Linked DNA regions of Homo sapiens: region 2 is linked to region 1. Evidence: chromatin contacts called from ENCODE Hi-C or POLR2A ChIA-PET data. All regions are on one chromosome and are shown on one strand. Each heading gives the region's core, a stretch centred on a gene start or an enhancer-like site at or near the end of the contact. The rest is flanking DNA. Distances are from core to core; before and after follow the strand shown.

Region 1 (6,142 bases), core at 2,183-4,682:
AAGTACCTTAGGAAAGGCAAGATGAGATGCTCTGGATGTCCGGAGAAAGGTATGTTAATTAGAATGAAGAGGTCAGGAGAGATTTCAGGAAGGAGGTGGAATGAGAGCTGCATCATGAAAGGAAGGTGGGATGTGGACAAAGTGGAGAAGGTCTTAGAGTACCATGGTGCTTCATCAAGTGCCTTGTTGCCTAAAGTGTTCTGCTTCTTTCCAACCTGTGTCACGTGTAAGTCCATTTATACACTTAAACCAAAACTGAGTACATGAGAACATATATTTCTCACCCACACATTAAAATCAAGTTGAGGCCGGGTGCAGTGGCTCATACCTGTAATCCCAGCACTTTGGGAGGACAAGGTGGGCAGATCACTTGAGGTCAGGAGTTCAAGAGCAGCCTGGCCAACATGGTGAAACCCCATCTCTATTAAAAATACAAAAATTAGCAGGGAGTGGTGGCAGGTGCCTGTAATCCCAACTACTCAGGAGGATGAGGCAGGAGGATCACTTGAACCTAGGAGGCGGAGGTTGCAGTGAGATCGTGCCACTGCACTCCAGCCTGGGCAATAGAGCGACGCTCTGTCACTAAATAAATAAATAAATAAATGAAACGAAGTTGAATATTATCTCACAGTTCTATACAATCACAGTTTGCTTTTTATGCTGCTATTTATTTTTTCCATCTAAGTTGTCTTAGTGCACCATCTCCTTAAATTAACTACCAGAAAACAGGTGAAACCCATGAAACCTAGTGTTTTAGTGGAGCCATCCACTACTCAAGACCAATGTGGGAACCGCAGTCTGAATTATTTGACCTCATCAATAAGCACATTCCCACTTTGCCTATGAAGGGTGCTTATAGTAAAGAATCATCTCTTAGCCACTGTTCCACTGTGTCAATCTATGGAAAAATCAAAACGCACTTACTGAATTCATTTAAGTAAGCATTCACTGGGAAATTCCTACCCCAAAGACACTGTGTCAATTCGGAGGACTCAGGATGGCTCCCTGCAGGCATCTCACAGGCTGGAGGTGGAACTCACACCCACCTGTAATGCAGTGTATGATAATAGAGCTGTACACACAGATCCTTGGAAGCACAATACACAAGTACATCTAATGCCCACATTAAACTTTTAAAATGAAGCTGGTTTTCATTTGCATATGTAAATTCATATTCCTATTATTTGGGCTTCTAGTTGTAAGATAAGCTGAAAATGTTCTTCAGACTTTTTTGGTATTAGCTTTAGAACCTATTTATATATGAAGCACATGCAAAATATTAGTATTATTTTTTAAGCCATTTGCCAATATTGAAAAAATAACTGGTTTCATTTACTAAACTTGAATGTGAATGATATTTCACTTTGTCCAACATTCAAATATACTTTCACATCCAAAGATTTGCCACAATTGAGAATACTGAAAAATGTGCCACATATTTTGAAAGTAATTTTAAAACATATACATTGGAAAAGCATTTAGAAATGTTTGTGACAGTGGAATCATTTCAATGTACTTTCCTACCTCCTTTGTTATCTTTGTCCATTTTGTGTTGGTATAACAGAATACCACAGACTGGGTAATTTATAAAGAAAAGAAATTAGGCCCGGCGCGGAGCCTCACTCCTGTAATCCCAGCACTTTGGAAGGCCAAGGCGGGTGGATCGCCTGAGGTCAGGGGTTTGAGATCAGCCTGGCGAACATGGTGAAACCCTGTCTTTACTAAAAATACAAAAATTAGCTGGGCATGGTTGCGGGCGCCTGTAATCCCAGCTATTTGGGAGGCTGAGGCAGGAGAATTGTTTGAACCCAGGAGGTGGAGGTTGCAGTGAGCTGAGATCGGGCCACTGCACTCCAGCTTGGGCGACAGAGGAAGGATCCATCTCAAAAAAAAAAAGAAAAGAAAAGAAAAGAAATGTATTTCTCATAGAGTGCATGTGACAGAGAGGGAGAAAGAGCAAGACAGTGATGCAGCAGAACTTGCTTTTACGACAAACCCACTCTCGCAATAACTAATCCACTCCTGCAATAACAATATTAAGCCATTCATGAGGATAGAGCCCTCCTGACCTAATTACCTCCTGTGAGGCCCCACCTTCCAAGACTGTTGCATTGAGATTACATTTCCAACACATGAACTTTTGGGGGACACGTTCAAACCGTAGCATTTGTCTAGCAACTTCCTAATGTTCACAACTCAGATCCTGCCTCCTAGATTTCCCTCTGCACTCCCATGCTATTTTTTGAAACCTATAATTCCATCGCTAAAACCAAGTCAAAGACAACCATACCTTTGTTTCCTCATCTGCAGGAGGTGATAACCGATAGTATTCATAGAGGCAAAATAAATTAATGCCATGTAAGAACAGCATGTAAACCATAGTATCATAAAAGTATTCACTATCATTATTCAAGTAATTTTCACATAGTAGGTCACCAATATCGGATCATTGAATAAAACATATACCTTGTTCAATAGATATATCAGAATTTATACATCCAAAGGTTTGTTAGCCTCTTTCATAAAATGAGCTACAATCTCACTTCATAAGTTAAAAATAAACATTCATTGAATCTAAGCTACAGCTTTATGCATTGAAAACATTACCAACTTATTTACATAGCACATTAAAATTTTACAAAGCACATTTACAGGGAGAGAATTAATTTAATTTTCTTCCACACTATGTGATACAGCTCTAGTGCCAATCATAAATGACAAACCCTTAATACATTTGCCCATCTGGGCTCCTCTTTCCAAAGTACCTAAGTATCTAGTGAGGTGCAGTGGCTCATGCCTATAAATCCCAACATTTTGGGAGACCGAGGCAGAAGGATCATTTGAGCCCAGTAGTTCAAGACCAGCCTGGGCAACATAGGGAGACTCCCATCTCTACAAAAAATTAAAAAATTAGCCAGGCATGGTAGCACATGCTTGTGCTTCCAGCTACTCGGGAAGCTGAGGTAGGAGGATTGCTTGAGCCCAAGAGGCCAGGAGGTTGAGGCTGCAATGAGCCATGATCATGCCACTGCACTCAGTTTAGGAAACAGAGAGAGACCTTGTCTAAAAAAAAAAAAAAAACAAAAACAAAAACAAAAAAAACAGTTCTAAGTTGTAGTTGAAATCTGCAGTAACTGTTTAATCAATGAGCTTCTAATGGTCTTTTTATTATGATTATCAAATGTCTATGCAAACATTTCTTCCTCTGAACTTCACCCTCCTGAAAAGGGGCAACTGTGAATGACTATTCCCTTTCTATACCAGTTCCAATAGCACAGTGGAGAGGGGAGGGAAAAATAAACACACACATTTCTAACTTTCCAGCCTACTGACTGGTCTGCCCTTTCCCCTGGCCAACATCCTCAAAAATATGATAATGAAGTGGTTTGTGTGATTGTGAAAGAGTGTGTGCGTTTCCCTGGGCTGGAGCCAAGGGAGAGAAAGAAGGTATCCAAACACAGCTGCAGTTACCTCTCCCCGCTCAGTCATTTCAGGGAAATGGACTCAGCATATCTGGAAGGAGGTCAACTGGGGGACAAAATAAAAGGCTCTCTTGGTTGGTTGGTTCTGCACAGATCCTGAAAGCAGGCTTCAGGCCTATACTATAACAATCCCTCTGACTTTGGCAATAAAATGAAGGAGAAACATCACAGAAAATACCAAAGGAAGAACCAGTCAAATCCCATTATCACAAACTCCCAGAAATTTGTTTAATTATTTTAATATTTTCAATATAGCTGACTGGAGTGAACATTAGTTAACATGAGTAAGTGATAAATTGGATCTAAATTGTCATTTGTATCTATAGAGATGTTGCTATAAAGAAGTATGTCCAAGTTAGATTTTCACCTAGGCAGGTTGGGAAAAAAAAGATGAAAAAATATGTGCATTCTAACTATTTTCTACAAACTATATACATAGTAGATTATTCCATTGTTGACACTTCTGAATCATATGGCCATGGAAATTAAGGGGATCCCTTAATTGAACCCCTCAATTGAAAGAGGAGCAAACTAAAGCACAGAGTACATTGTCCATATAAACAACCACTTAGGGCTGCCATCTTCAATGGGAAGGTCTCTCTCAAGTTATAGACTGAAATCTAAGTCTGGCCCAGCATTCACTGGGCACCTTATTTTCTACCTACATTTTCATAAGATGTATCACAAACTTCAGCAATTATTTGTTGTGTACTATCTGCTATATATTTATGCAAGTTAACATTGAAATAATAAAATGAGAAGCCATTAGACAGGAACCCTGGGTTCCTACCTAAGGAAACTAAAACCTAGCTCAGCCTCATTTCATGCAAGAGGCTAATTTAAAAGAAATGAAACTTAAGCTCAACCAATCACATAGCCAACTGGGCATTGATTATTGTCTTGAACTTCCCACCAAGATAGTCCAAATAGGGCAATTTTCCAAACTTCAACCAATCAAATAATTTCTTTGCTCTGCTTTCTCATTCACCCTGTAAAAGCTTTTCCATCAACCACCTCTGCTGAAGCCCTGAACCACTTCCAGTCTAGAGCTGTCCAATTCATGAATTGCTGTCTGCCCAAATAAACTCTTTAAAGGTTTAATCTGCTAAAGTTTCTCTTTTAACATTAATCTTCTATTTAACATTACTATAAACTCCTTGAAGGCTACCACTATGGCAAAATGATTCTGAATCCTCCTGCTCCTGACACCTCCTGGGAACAGTGCTGAAAATCCAACATTGACTAAACCCCTTTCATTGGCAAATAGGCCCAGAGGGGCCAAGATGAGGGAGACAGACTCAAAAAAGCTCTTGTCCTCCTAAAGTTTAAAATGGAACAGGCAGAGCAACCTAAACAGCTCTAATACAATTTGCCATGGTAAAAGTATAGACAGTTCTGTGTGAATGCAGGTAACAGGGAGACTAATTCACCTGAGAGTATCTGACAAAAGATACTCAAAATATGATCCAAGAGCCAGCTCTCATTATTACTCCATATGAAATAAGTTCAGAAATTGAGAGTATTTATTTAGAAACTCTTACAGCAATTGACAAAGTAGAAATTCTACCTGCTGAATCTCATAATAAAAAATTACAACTTGTGCTTTGTGCTTTGTATGTCTGTGAGCAGATTGGAAATTTTCAAAAAAAAAAAAAAAAAAGGGAAAAGGAAGGAAGAGAGAAAAGGAAATTGGCCCTTCTGCACAAAGAAGTTGAGAAGAGTGGTCTTCAATGAATCAGGCTTGACCTAGTCCTTGCAGATGAGTAAGACTTCCACAGCTAACTATGTGAAAGAAGGGTGGAACGAGGACAGTCAGCAGCATCTATTCAGAAGGGGGGATTCCGGGAACAAATGAAGACAAACACAACTTGTGCAGTTGGAAGATATGAAGTGTGAGTATCCATGGACGTGTGGGAAGAGAACTCAGCATTAGTGAATGACGCAAAGGTTGGGAGATTTTATTCCAACCTGAAGAGTTTGCATCTCATAATGTTGGCAAGCAGAGAGCTATGAAAAGCTTTCAACTGGGAAGTGCTATAATAGAATCTGCACATGGATAAAGGATGTTCAGTAGCTACTTGCTAATTGAACTATTGCACATTTGCTATAGGGACTGTAAACTCAAATGCTTACCTAGGCCAGGCAGGTTCCATGCATAGGAAGGCAAGGTTATCAATCTAGCAAGCACTTGCCTCATCTAATGGGGCATCTACTACTCAGATCTTTCCAGCTGTTTTCATCTGGAGATGCACACCCAGTGTGCCACATCTCCAATTTTTCAAGAGAAGCTGAAAAGCTGGGTTTATATGGTAACTTCTAAATTACACATTAGCACTAACTTTAAAATTTTTTGGCCAAACAAAACAGGTCTGCGTGTTGGGTTTGTGGTCTAGTCCCCAATTTGCATTAGCACTAATTTTAAAAATTGTTAGAAGATACTATGAATTACACATTATCACTATGTTAAAGATTGTTAGAAGACACTATGAAGGCCAAACATGCTGGATTTTTTGTCCAGACCCCCAATTTGCATCTCTGTTTTAGCACAGAATAAAGAGAGGGAGGCACGGTGGCTCATGCCTGTAATCCCAGCACTTTGGGAGGCCAAGGTGGATGGATCACCTGAGGACAGGAGTTTGAGATCAGCCTGGCCAACATGG
Region 2 (6,142 bases), core at 1,920-4,419, 460 kb before region 1:
TTATGAAAGAAATTACAAAACCCCATAGCCCAGTATTTTTCAGAGGAGTTGAAGGAGCAGCTGCATCAAAGTCACCTAGGGGCTTATTAACAAATCAGGATTTAGAACCCAATCCTGGCTTTACTAGCCAGCTCCCCCAGGCAATTGTTATAAACATTAAAGTTTGAAGCTCATTGCCATAATCTCTTGAAGATTTGGACCAAAAAAACCCTTAAAAGTGAATAAGTGACAATATAAATCCAGTTTTTCAGTAACAGTTTTTTTTTTTGTTGTTTTAATCCCATCTAGCCAGACTTTTAGGAAGGGTTTCTGTGTAAGAATATAGATCTATCCTTTTTAAAGTTAGCAGACCATTGACATAAAAACAAAATAAAGCAAAACAAAGAGATTCATGAAGGGTAACAAACAAGACACATAATATATTAAATTATCCTATTTACTAAGGACTCCTAACCAGTCATCCATTTATTCAACAAATACTATTAAGCGGCTATTTTATGTCCTAGGTGCTGAAAGCATCGGACCTTAGTCTAAGCAAAACAAAGTCAGCCTTCTCACTGAGGTTCCATTCTGGTGGGGGAGGCAGGCAATGGATAACTTAAAAAATAAGTATTTTCAGGTAGTAATAAGTGCCTTGAAAAAGAGTGAAGCAGCACTGGAGATAAGGCAGGAAAAGCTGTTTTGGAGGGAGAAAGGGATGGGGAAAATCCTCTGAAAGATGTGAAAGAGGATCCGTACGGAGATAAGAGGAAAGAGTATTCCAGGCAAAGAAAGCAATGAGTGACAGGCCATGAGGCCGAGACTGCACTGGTGTGTTTTAAGAAAAGCAGGTAGGCCAGGGTGGCTGCATTGAAGAGCAAGGGCAAATGGTGGGAGATCAGGGCACGGAAGGGTGCAGGGCTTTGTAGGTTACAGTAAGGAGGGCATATTTTACTTAACTCATAATGAGAAGATACTGCAGTTTTGAACAGGGAAGTTACATTACCACATGTACATTTAAAAAAAGTCACTCTGTTGTGCAAAGTATAGACTATAGAGGAGAAAAATTGGAAGCTGGAAACCATCCTGGAGTTATCTCAGTAGTCAATAGAAAATAAAAATGGTAGTGTGGGTGAGAGTCATATCAGTGTAGAGGAGGACAACTTCAGGATATATTTTGGAAGTAGAACTGGCAAGACTTGTGTATGGAAAATGAAGGAAATAGAGAAATCAAGGATGCCCCATATGATTTTGGCCTGGCCAACTGATTGAATAGTAGCACATTTTATTAAAATGGGGAGTCTGGAGGAAGAGCACATTTGGAGAACATATGGAATTCTCGTATCATGATAAGTTTGTAAAACCACACAGATATCAGAGTCAAGATGTTAAATGTGGAGTTGGGTATAATAATCTGCAGCTTGGAGCTGTAAACTGGACATAAAAACTTGAGAATCATCAGTGTTTAGATATCTAATGCCAAAGAAATGGAGAAGCTCTCCCAGGCAGTGAACATCCACAGAGAAGAGAAGGTGGAGAATGGAATCCTAAACTACCCTAATACTGATGTTTGGAGGACAGAGGAGTAGGAGCCAGTTGAGGAGGCTGAAAAAGAACAGCCAGTGAGGTAGTAGGAAAATGAGTGTGGCATCCTGGAAGCCAAGTGAATGTTTTGGGCATAGGACCATGTCCTGCTGTATAGTGACAGAGATGGTTATTCGGTAGCATGAAAGAAGGTTCATAACCAAGAGTAATAATAAGTATTTGGGTGTTAGTTACTCTCACTTACTTTGTATTTTAATAAATGAAGGACATGAGAAAGGTCCAAGTGAACTCTCCCAAAGGACCTCCAAAATGGAGAAAGCAACACTGAAAACGCCCTGACAAGCAGTGACATAAAATGCCATTTTCCCTAAGGAACAGAGACATGAGCAAAAGATAGTGAAGGTTTTTTTTAGACTTCTTCCAACAGTAAATCAACATCACTAAACAGCTTATTGAAAAGGGCAAAATAAAATATGCTGATTAGACTTGCTATATCTTCTTGGCATTTGGGAGAGGAAAGGTTAAGGTTGAAGAAGTGGTAACTGAGAGCTAATATTCTTAGGTTTCCAGTAGGTCACACAGCAATTTAAGCCACATGAAAAGGAGAAGGTGGGAGGGCAAAGGCATATTTCAGGTTGTGGTGGATTGTGTTTTTCTATGTGCTCACTAGCTCAGAGACTTTACAGAAATAATGACACCCTGACTAGACAGGAAACGAAATTGCTGCCCCTGTTTAGTATTTATTGAGTGCCCAGAATGAGAGGCATTTAGGACACTTACATATTGGGTGGCTAGAAAGTTGTGGGACTGATTCCACATTTCATTACTTTGTGTGCAAACCTGGTATGATCTCTTTTCCACAGGTTTAGTTTATAAGGCATCTAGAAATACAGATCTCATACACAGTGTTTTTAAATCTATAACAAGTCTTTCTCTCTCACACATAGTATTGAACCTTTTCATGATTAATTTTGACTTTTTGTTGACATATAATTTAGTTTTTTTTTTTTTTTTTTTAATGTGTTAGCAGATTTGAAGTTAATCCCACAAAGGAGACCAACTGCGAGCCAGATATTTTTCTGGGGGCTATTTTTTAAATCTGTCTATTCAGATTTTTAGGAAGGATTTTCTCTCTAAGAGGGTGGACATATCTATTTTATGTGAACAGACCACTGATTTACAGACTCAATAGAAATATCACTTCATGGGAAATGAAATCACAAAAATAAAAGATAATCTCCACTGCCAGGTTGAAAGAACAAACCAAACTAAACTCTGACGCTGTAATAGGATCAGATGTTTAGTAAAGTTGATCTCTTCCTTTCCCTGATCTATCCTCTGAATAATTCAGGATACATTGCAGGAATATGGCTGCACTGGATTAATCCGCATTCTATGAAGTTACAGAAAAAATGTGATTATTCTCACTAACAGAAGGGAACAAAAGCATAGGCAATCCAAAATGGTGGCAAACTCCCTGAATCATGTCCATTTGGCTTTGAGATGTGTTTTCTATTTAAGCTTAATATGGATGCATCTGATTTTTCTGGGAATTTACTTCAAAGAGAATAATGAAATGACACAGTGAAACTTGGCTCCCTTTGAGCTGGGAAAGGCTCCAGTTTTCCATCCTAATCCTGTTCATTCAGGAAACAGACATGACCTTGCTGAAAGTTCTGTCTGAACAGAAAAACTGTACACTAATTCTTTGGATTTCAAAGGGCTTCCTCACAGAGATCTAAGTTCCCTTAAGGCCAGAGCAATAAGTAAGCAGAATGCTAGACAGTGCTTCAGCTGGGAAGGTCGAGCATGCAGACAGAAATGAACCTGGCTGCTAGGTGAGGCTGAGGAAGCATTGCAAGGGAGTAAATAAGCTCTCCTCGAGCACCCACCCAGCTTTGTCATGCAAAGCAGTGTAGTATATGTGATAAGCCCTCCAGTTTATCTATAGATTGTTTCTCTTAATAACTTTGAAATCTTTAAATACTTAATTTGGCTAGCCTCTTACTCTGAAAAATAATACACCATGATTTTGTTGTGAAAAATGAGCTAATACTCAGTGCTCAGCTCCATATAAGGTGCAAAATCAATGATCAAAATCATGAGCTATAATTAGAGTCTATGGACTGAACTTAAAATTGCCTCTCACATGGAAATGTATTGTTTTTCCAATATATTTAGTTAGAATTGTGCTTAGTAAAATGCACTGTCACTTAAAAACATAACTAAATTCATGTATTCAGCAAGGAAATGTTAAACAACTACCGTGTACTAGGTATGTTTATTCACTCAAAGATTTATTTTTGCCATATATTTTCACAATCAAGTGGTCCTAAATAGAAAAACTACCATAATATGAAAACCCAAATAATTTATGACACTACAGGTTGTCTTGAATAATAGTTATATGTAATGCAAGAAATATGATTGAATCATAGATGAGGGTGGAAAAAGAAACTATAAAATCCAATTTTGAGACAAATGGGGACATTTGAATATGACTTAGATAAGAGAAGCTATCAGGTAAATATTGTTGTTTTATTTGTGATAGAGGTATTATGGTTATGTCAGAGAATATCATCATTCTTAGGAGATTCATGCCAAAATATTTAAGAGTAGTAAGATATCTGCGAATTACTTTCAACTGGGTCATAAAAAATAAAAAGAATATGGAAAAATGTTAAGTTTATAACCTAAGTTAGTAGTATAAAACTGAGCATTCTACTATTCTTTTATCTATTTCTATATACAAAGATTTTCTTAGTAAAATTGGGAAAAAGGAAAGACAAAAACATGGCCCACATACACATACACTTTTTAAAATTCTAAATGAAAAGGCTGGGAGTGAAGGCTCATGCCCATAATCCCAGCACTTTGGGAAGCTGAGGCTAGTGCATAGCTTGAGCTCAGGAGTTTGAGACCAGCCTGGCCAATGTGGTGAAACTCTGTCTTTATGCAAAACGCAAAAAGTAGACAGGCAGAGGAGAAAACTGAGGGCCAACAGGTTAAGTAATCTACCCAAATAACCAGATAATGCTGGAGTCTGATCGCTTTCCACCAGAGAACATGGCAGTACTCATCTATCTAAACTGCTCCTTTTACTCTGGTCAAAGATTCAGAAATGGTGCCTTCAATCACAAGGGAGACAAATCAGAGAATGAAAATGATCAATGTGAAACCATTCACACTAATGGAGAAACAAGCATCCTCGTGTGATGAGAAAGTCATAGCATCATCCTCTCCTAATATAAAGGTCAGAAGAATTTTCTTCATGATAGAGGAACCAAGATAGCAGGTCTTAAGTTCTGAAAAAGTAAATGAATTTCAGAGAAACATGCCTTCAAACATTCTAACATTGTCAAAATAAAGATTAATGAAATATATTCATTTTATGTTATGTAGCAAAATATCCAGCTATGTTTGTAACTGATGTCACAGGTAAAGAAATAAGCTTGTGTGGTTGATATCTAAATAGCTATTATTACAATTAGTAATATAATATATTTTCTACAAGATACTCAGTGAATTTCAAAACAGCAATGGGTGCTTAGTACCATTAATGTTTATTAACTTTTTAATATATTTATGTTTATGAACTTTTTAATAAGTATAATTATAGAAATGCATCAATTGTCTATAATTCAACTAAAAGGAACCTTCAATAAACCATATTGGAATAGTGGACACATTCATTTTTTAGTGTAGGAAAGGTAAATTATAATACTGGTATTTTGTAAAAGCAAGCATAGTACTATCAGGTTAGCATTCACTTTATGTAATCTCCCACAATGTTAAGTACAGAGAGCAATATTTTTTAGCTACTCAGACAGTTTTACAACATTGAATATCCCTTTTCATTCTATCTCACTCAACAGCAACAGTTGTAGTTTGGCCTGTTTCCTCATCTTGCTTTCACTTCCGTGGTCTGCAGGGTAGTTTAAAAAGAGAAACTTAGATCTAGGCTACTGGACACAGTTATTATTCCAAAGAAATTCAAATTCTAAAATCATCAAAGATACAGATATAGTTGTATGCAATAAGGCAGCAAAGAAACCAATATGTTGTGTCTTACTATGTGAGGGGAAAGAGGATGCTAAGTCATGGTCCTTGGCTCCTTGCTAACAGAAAGGTCAATGCAATTCTCACTAACAATTTGACGACTTAAAATTTTGATTAAGAAAAACACACCACCACCTCCCTGAAGATTCCATTTAATTAAGGCTCTAGGACATCATGTATAAACATATATATATATATATATATATATATATATATATATATACACACACACACATATATGTATATATATATTTGTATTTCCAGCATTTCAAAATGCACTCATATTTTTGTGTCTATGTGGCAATGAAAAAGAAATGCCTTTTTCTCTTTTTATAGTAAACTATGTCCACCCTGCCGCAACGTTCGTGTGAATGGCCTCATATTATAGGCAGACCTTGCCTGGTTTGTGTTACTGCATTGAATATGAGTGTGTATGAAATTAATTACATATCTTGAAATTTGCTTATTTATTTGATTCTGTCATATGGCAAAATAGAAGCTGCTTCTTGGACTCCATTCTTTTTTTTTTTTTTTTTGAGAAGGAGTTTCGCTCTGTCGC

The links. Hi-C counts contacts between places; a loop is a spot of excess contacts on that map. ChIA-PET counts read pairs that join two places held with the same protein, here RNA polymerase II (POLR2A). Pooled maps may share reads with other maps.
Region 2: a loop to region 1 is called in a map of endothelial cell of umbilical vein, with 2.0 times the contacts of the local background. The contact joins two enhancer-like sites. A Hi-C loop is called at or near these places in 2 of 168 maps with a recorded cell type or tissue (cardiac septum and endothelial cell of umbilical vein) and 1 of 50 pooled maps. POLR2A ChIA-PET finds 5 or more read pairs at or near these places in 1 of 52 experiments (activated T-cell).

The regions. Positions count from the first base shown.
Region 1 is chr3:177,612,486-177,618,627 of GRCh38, reverse strand. The region is part of intron 2 of LINC00578 (long intergenic non-protein coding RNA 578); the gene reads right to left. Among named protein-coding and RNA genes, the nearest start is that of LINC00578, 170 kb to the right of the region's middle. Within about 2 kb of position 3,432, at least 9 of the 41 ENCODE cell types and tissues checked have a DNase peak (open chromatin) inside an H3K27ac peak, as active enhancers do.
Region 2 is chr3:178,076,183-178,082,324 of GRCh38, reverse strand. No RefSeq gene overlaps it. Among named protein-coding and RNA genes, the nearest start is that of LINC02015, 260 kb to the right of the region's middle. Within about 2 kb of position 3,169, at least 5 of the 41 ENCODE cell types and tissues checked have a DNase peak (open chromatin) inside an H3K27ac peak, as active enhancers do.